Regions from separate parts of the Homo sapiens genome. Here region 2 is linked to region 1. Evidence: chromatin contacts called from ENCODE Hi-C or POLR2A ChIA-PET data. All regions are on one chromosome and are shown on one strand. The core of a region is the stretch at or near the end of the contact, and the rest is flanking DNA. Distances in the headings are between cores, read along the strand shown.

Evidence for each region. A loop is a pair of places that touch in the nucleus more often than their neighbours do. ChIA-PET counts read pairs that join two places held with the same protein, here RNA polymerase II (POLR2A). Pooled maps may share reads with other maps.
Region 2: a pooled map shows a loop between it and region 1 (6-fold over the local background). The contact joins the promoter of DNAJC9-AS1 here to the enhancer-like site in region 1. A Hi-C loop is called at or near these places in 1 of 37 single-sample maps with no recorded cell type and 2 of 50 pooled maps. POLR2A ChIA-PET finds 5 or more read pairs at or near these places in 1 of 52 experiments (A673).

Annotation. Positions count from the first base shown.
Region 1 is chr10:72,171,117-72,174,680 of GRCh38, reverse strand. All of the region lies in intron 5 of ASCC1 (activating signal cointegrator 1 complex subunit 1), which reads left to right. Among named protein-coding and RNA genes, the nearest start is that of ANAPC16, 43 kb to the left of the region's middle. Within about 2 kb of position 1,317, at least 5 of the 41 ENCODE cell types and tissues checked have a DNase peak (open chromatin) inside an H3K27ac peak, as active enhancers do; they include A673, where a contact is called at or near this core.
Region 2 is chr10:73,245,969-73,249,504 of GRCh38, reverse strand. DNAJC9-AS1 (DNAJC9 and MRPS16 antisense RNA 1) reads right to left here and starts at 2,138. Exons shown (of 4, transcript NR_038373.1): 1 at 2,122-2,138; 2 at 1,055-1,212. It overlaps DNAJC9 (DnaJ heat shock protein family (Hsp40) member C9), which reads left to right and starts at 2,250. Exons shown (of 5, transcript NM_015190.5): 1 at 2,250-2,495; 2 at 2,677-2,817; 3 at 3,329-3,536. The coding sequence starts at 2,316. MRPS16 (mitochondrial ribosomal protein S16) reads left to right here. Exons shown (of 3, transcript NM_016065.4): 3 at 1-656. RefSeq lists enhancers at 2,004-2,343, 1,609-2,808 and a silencer at 2,544-2,693.

The DNA of each region.
Region 1 (3,564 bases), core at 68-2,567:
TATATGTGAATATGATTTGAGAATTATTTTTTGTCTCTGGCAATTGGCATGTACCACCAAGGCAGAGAGCTATAAATTATTTACATTCTGGGTGCTACACATTTGGATCAGATTCTTCACTAGCATGTAGTGGAGTGTGAGCTTACAGGTCTATGTCTGGAGAGAGGCCTCCCTTCTACTTGCTGACAGCTCTGGCAGTTGCACCTGTGTTGTATCCCATCTCATGGAAAGGATGGTTGAGCTTTAAGGAAGCAGAGAATGCTTCATGATGGACCAATCCATACTGCTGTCTACTGCCCTTTTCCCCAAGCTTGATATGTGTAGATTTTATTATGTCTTGTTAATTGTTCCTACTGATAGTATTATTAGCAGTTCTGCCCCACTCGAGCCCAGGGTGCTGGATTAAAAGTGATGCCAGTGAAGGGCCTGTGATGATGTGGTGACTGCTAGTGGTAAATCATGAGCTGCAGTTTGAATGAGAGGGCTAAGCTCCATGCACTCAGGACTGATGAGTCAGGACATGACCTTGAACTCGGTGAACTGTGACTTAGGCATGTACATAAGTTTTCTTTAGAGGAAGCTTTCGCATGCATGGATGAGGCCTTATTTAACAAGAAAGAAACTGAGGCTTAGTGATGTTGTGACTTAGTCATAAAGAAACATGTTTATTTTCATAAACAAAACTGCCCCAGGAAATTCCTGTTACTTCACTCTTTGCTTCTCCCTGCTGGGTGGAAGGTCAATACCATTAGAACTTTCAGGCGCCAGCCTGGGTGGCCAACCTAATGGAGTAAGATAGTTCCAGCTCCAAGTAATGGCAAGCTTGGAGCAGGGCCCAGTGTAATTAAACCCCTGCAGTAAAGAATTTGATGTTCGTTGGTCTTCATTCATCTCAGTGAATGGGCTTGGGGCAGGAATATGATGATATATTCCGAGCAAAGAAAAACAGTGGCTCTAGAGATTTATGCCGTTGCCTTGAAGGTTGTTTGGTTCCAAATTAAATTTAGATAATTCAGTAAGAGAAAAGTTTCTCTTGGTAGATGGCATTGTGAGGTAGGGCAGAATTTAGAGCGTTTCTCCATTCATTAAAAGACTGTCCAGTGGAGTTACTTGTAAATTATATAGTCTACAGTAGAGTTAAGGATTATTTGAACCCTTATGACTCATAATTCCAAAAAGGACTTTCGATCGTGTGACCCTTAGGTGTCCTGTCTGTACCTTGTCTTGCTCCATTGCCTTCTGTGTGTTTTGTTTCCCAGTACTTGGTGTTTTGGTGTTTTCTTGGCAAGTAAACTCAAGTTGACTAGAGTGCTAGGCTCCCAAAGGGTAAGGCAGGGAAAGCAAAGTTGTAGAACTTCCTTTTTCTAGCTGGGTATTAGAGCAAATTTATGCAAGAGAAAGTTGAAGAATAAAGAGAAAGAAAAAGGAAGAAAGAGCAATGGAATATCAAAGTGACTGAGATAGTAAGCTGGGAATTTTAAACCATTAGGCCATTTTCCCCTTATGTTTCCTAGTCATTTCCAGGTCTAGAAAGGTACTTGTGTGCACTTTCAGGCCTTTAGAATTGAGTCTGGCTCTACTAGTTAAGTCTTGATTTGGCATGCTAGTGACAGGGCATTTCTTTCCCTCATTTTTCTCTCTCTAGTCACTATATTTTATATATAAAAAAATATAAGAAATATATATATAATATAAAAATATTGTATATAACATATATAAAAATATAAAATATAATATATAATATAAAATATATAATATATAATATAAAAATATAATATATAATATATATAATATAAAAATATAATATATAATATATATAATATAAAAATATTATATATAATATAAAAATATAAAATATATATTATATATAATATAAAAATATAATATATAATATATAATATAAAAAATATAATATATAATATAAAAATATATAATATATGTAATATATATAATATAAAAATATTATATATAATATATATATTATATATTTTTAGAGGAACTAGTGTAATTTTACCTTTAAAACATCTCAACATTGGGCTGGGTGCAGTGGCTCATGCCTGTAATCCCAGCGCTTTGGGAGACTGAGGCCAGCGGATCACTTGAGGCCAGGAGTTCAAGACCAGCCTTGTCAACATAGCGCAACCCCATTTCTACAAAAGAAAAAGAAAAAAAGAAAAAAAAGCCCAACATCTATAAAAGCTTAAAAACAAACTGTTTCCTCTTTTATTTGTGCTTAGAGTTTTTCTTTTTTTTTTTTTTTTTTTTTGAGACTGAGTTTTGCTCTTTTGCCCAGACAGCAGTGCAGTGGTGCAATCTTGGCTCACTGCAACCTCTGCCTTCCGGGTTCAAGCGATTTTCCTGCTTCAGCCCTCGAAGTAGCTGGGATTACAGTTGTGCACCACTAGGCCTGGCTAATTTTTTGTATTTTTAGTAGAGACGGGGTTTCACCATGTTGCCCAGGCTGGTCTCGATCTCCTGACCTCGTGATCCGCCCGCCTCGGCCTCCCAAAGTGCTGGGATTACAGGCGTGAGCCACTGCACCCAGCCTTGTGCTTAGAGTTTTTCTAAAAAAACTTCAAAATTGTTAAATGTAACACACATCAGAAGACGATACAGAACAAATGGATGCTTTTATAACCACCGTGTAGGCTGGAGATACAATCTTATCAGCACCCTAGACTTCCTTGTCTTGCCTTTGTCTTCTTCCCCTGAAGGGTAACCACTGTCCCAACTTTTACAGTAATCACATCCTTAGTTTTCTTTAGTTTTATCACCCAAGTGTATTTCCCCAAAGATGCCTTAAAAAACATTTTGGGAAGGGGGCATGTGACAGGCAGAACAATGGCCCTCCAAAGATATTCACATCATAATCCCAAAACCGGTGACTATTACCTTTTATGGCAAAAGAGACTTTGAGATGTGATAAAGTTAAGGATGTTGAGATGGGTCTTTATAAGGGAGTTGGGCTGGGCGCGGTGGCTCACGCATGTAATCCCAGCACTTTGGGAGGCCGAGGTGGGCAGATCACTTGAGGTCAGGAGTTCGAGATCAGCCTGGCCAACATGGTGAAACCCCATGTCTACAAAATTAGCTGGACATGGTGGCGGGTGCCTGTAATCCCAGCTACTCAGGAGGCTGAGGTAGGAGAATTGCTTGAAGCCAGGAGGCGGAGGTTGCAGTGAGCTGGTATCTTGCCATTGTACTCCAGCCTGGGCGACAGAGCAAGACTCCGTCTGAGAAAAAAAAAAAGAGGAAATCAGGAAGGTCAGAGTCAGAGAAGGAGAGGTGACGATTAAAGTGGAGATTGAAGTGATGTGACTCTGAGCCAAGACATTCAGGTAGCCTCTAGAAGCTAGAAAGCTCAAGGAAGTGATTTGCCCTGGAGCCTCCGCAAGGAATGCAGCCCTGCTGACTCATGTTAGACTTCTGACCTCCAGAAGATGGTAGGATAAGTTCGTATTGTTGTAAGCCACAAAGTCTGTGGTAATTTGTTATAGCACCAATAGAGAATTTATACAGGAAGTAGTTTTAAACTCACAGAAAAGTTGAAGAAAAGAATAGTAT
Region 2 (3,536 bases), core at 889-3,388, 1.1 Mb before region 1:
TGTTAGGATAAACTGTATACCAATAATGTTGACAACCTGTAATGAGTGTTGCATTTTACTTCTTGTATCTTTTCCTTCCTACCTTGATGCCAGTAATCTATAAGGGATCTTTATAGTTTGAATGTATTTGAATAACTTCAGTATACTTTAGTTCTACTTTTTTATTTGACTCACAACCATTCTTAGGTCTCAAGTATTCCCATGTGTTTTAAAAGCCTGAAGTCAGTGAGATGAAATTCAACATCAAGAATTTGAAGTAACTTGTAAGGAAAAATAATATAAAGATACCATTGGGGCAGTGGCTCACACCTGTAATCTCAGCACTTTGGGAGGCTGAGGTGGAAGGATCACTTGAAGCCAGAGTTTGAGACCAGCCTGTGCAACACAGCAAGACCCCGTCTCTACAAAAACTTAAAAAATTAGCTGGCTGTGGTGTTGCTCACCCATAGTTCCAGCTACTCGGGAAGCTGAGGCAGTAAGATCACTTGAGCCCAGGAGGCCGATGCTGCAGTGAACTGTGATTGTTCCACTACAGTCCAGCCTGGGTGACAGAGAAAAGAAAAAGAAAACATTACATAATTTGGCTAGAGCATAATAATTTGATTTTCTGGTTTTTGAAAATTTGAGTTGCAATAAAAGGATATTTCAGTGTGCGATTTCAATTTTCCGTAGCAAATGTATATATAGAAAAATGTTAAAATAGATGTATTTGAATACCTTAAAAAATACAAGAAACTGGAAGAAAGATAATATTGCAAAGCATCTACATATATCCTAGGCCTTTTGTGTACAAGGTTATTTGTGACAATTGTAAGGTATTATGAAGGCAGGTAGGATTATCTCCGTTTTACAGATAGGGAAGCTGAGGCCTAGAGGTGGAAACTTGCCCAGTGATGTAAGATTCATCTCCCGGTTATGCCCTCCTGGAAAGCCCTTCCCAACATATTATGTTGTCCATAGAGGGAAAAATGAGCAAAGACAGATGGCTTAACTCTGGTGTGTGACTAAGATATAGGAAATTTATAGAGGAGGTTCTATCAATGTGCCGACTTACTTTGTGTTTTATGTTCTGAGAACGATTACCAGCCATCTCAAATTCTGTGGTTGTCAAAGCTCCCCTGGGGTTGTTGCTGGTTGGCCCCCACTTGCTTTGAGACTTTGATGCCAGGGCAGGTTGAGAGGAACTGACTTCAGCTGAGTTTGATCTTGGATCTGGGAAAGAGAAATGCTTTGAAAATCACGGCAACTCTGGGAAGTTTAAAAGATATTAATGTATCCTGGAGAGTTTGAGGCTTTGCAGAAACTTATTGGCAGAGCAGAATGATTCTGAAAAATGCTACATCAGTGAGGGGATATTTGATAAGGTATTTTCTGCCAACTCGGGTATTCACTTAGCATTGTTTATCCTTTAAGATATGTATACACATACTTCCTCTGTGAGTTTACCCTACTAACAAAGTTTTATCCCCAGCCTCAACCTTGCTTTGGGTCTCCAGGCCCAAGTTTCTCACCATCTCTTGGATGATTGCTCCAGCCCACTCTGCTGCCACCTGGGATCCAACATGTTCAAACCCAGCTGTGAACTTCACAGAGTATTAAAAGAAAGAGCCTTTGCTTCAGCAGTTTATGTTATTAAGACGGAGGCTTGGGTCATGTTATCTCTCTCCACCAATGTGTAAGGTGAAAGTCCTATTAGGTAAGAGTTTTTGGAAGACCCGTGTTTTGTGCTTTTTGGGTTTCAGTATAGGGTTTTTTCCTACAGGGCTAGAGGGAAAGTACCCCAGCATTTCCAACCAGTGGGGTGCAAAATTATTTGGGTCTACAGCTTTACCTATTCCTTTCAAGAACATTTTTGAAAAAACACATCTGTTAAGTTGAACCATGTGTAACTGCTGAATGCTGATGTTTGGCCGTTTTCTACTTAAAAAAATAGGCCAGCAGTTTGTAAATTCAAGCTAATATATGAACTTTTTGAAAAAGTTGTTCTTGGACACTAAAAGGTAAGACGGACGCCAGATTTCCAGAGCAAGGGGAGGAGAGACCCGAGCAACATCACTTCCCTGAAGACCTAGCTCCTGCGCGCGGCCGGGGACTGTGACTCCACATGCCGGCGTTACTTACCCGGGCCCGCGCCTGACTCGCCACACCTCATTTTGCGGCCGCCGTAAAGCGCGGATGCGCGGCGTGGCCACGCCCCTTCAGTGCTTGTGACGCAGGCGCCCTGGGCTTTTTGGGCGCGAAAAAGAAGCAGTCCTGGGTTGTACCCGGCGCAGCTGGGAGCGGCTGCTTCCTCCGGGGTCGTATCTCCGCCCGGCATGGGGCTGCTGGACCTTTGCGAGGAAGTGTTCGGCACCGCCGACCTTTACCGGGTGCTGGGCGTGCGACGCGAGGCCTCCGACGGCGAGGTCCGACGAGGCTACCACAAGGTGTCCCTGCAGGTACACCCGGACCGGGTGGGTGAGGGCGACAAGGAGGACGCCACCCGCCGCTTCCAGGTATGCAGGGTCCCGCCCCGAAGCCGACCGGCTGCGCGGGCCTCCCCCTAGCCTTTTGGCTACCGGGCCCCGCCCCGGGGGAGCGCGCTGAGCTCCGCTTGGCGCCTTCTGATCTTTATTTCTCGCGCCGCCGTTTCGGTGGGAGGAGCAGGGGTGATTTACGGATACTCTTTGCCCTCAGATCCTGGGAAAAGTCTATTCCGTTCTCAGTGACAGAGAACAGAGAGCAGTGTACGATGAGCAGGGAACAGTGGACGAGGACTCTCCTGTGCTCACCCAAGACCGAGACTGGGAGGCGTATTGGCGGCTACTCTTTAAAAAGGTAAAGGACTCTGGAGGTTTCTTTGTGACTGTTACCATCATTCAATCAACAAACCTTTATTGACTGCCTCTAAGATCTTGTATTTTGTGTTAATTTTGTAGGAATTAGGAATTTTGAGTTTGGCCTTGAAATACAGATACACGCACGCTTACTGAAACGGGCTTTAAATTTCCTGTTAATGTGATTGTTGCACTGAAAAGGGCCGATTTATTTTTTTTGCCGGATGCGCTTTATTTTACATATCCAAATGTAAGTCCTGATTCCGGATCACCTCTCACTCTTGGAAATTTCACTTAAATTTCCCTTCCCTGGTCCCTAGTTAGCAGTTAATGAAGATTGGATTTAAAAAGGAGGACTCCGGAGAAGCTTAGGCATAGAAAATCTGGTTCAATAATTTCAACTCAAGCAACTGTTGTATTGCAGCAATTCAACACCCAACTCTAGTTTTACTAACGTACGTTTTATTTAAAGTAAAATTCCCAAAGTTAAAGCAAATCTCCTTTATCATCAGATATCTTTAGAGGACATTCAAGCTTTTGAAAAGACATACAAAGGTTCGGAAGAAGAGCTGGCTGATATTAAGCAGGCCTATCTGGACTTCAAGGGTGACATGGATCAGATCATGGAGTCTGTGCTTTGCGTGCAGTACACAGAGGAACCCAGGATAAGGAATATCATTCAGCAAGCTATTGACGCCGGAGAGGTCCCATCCTATAATG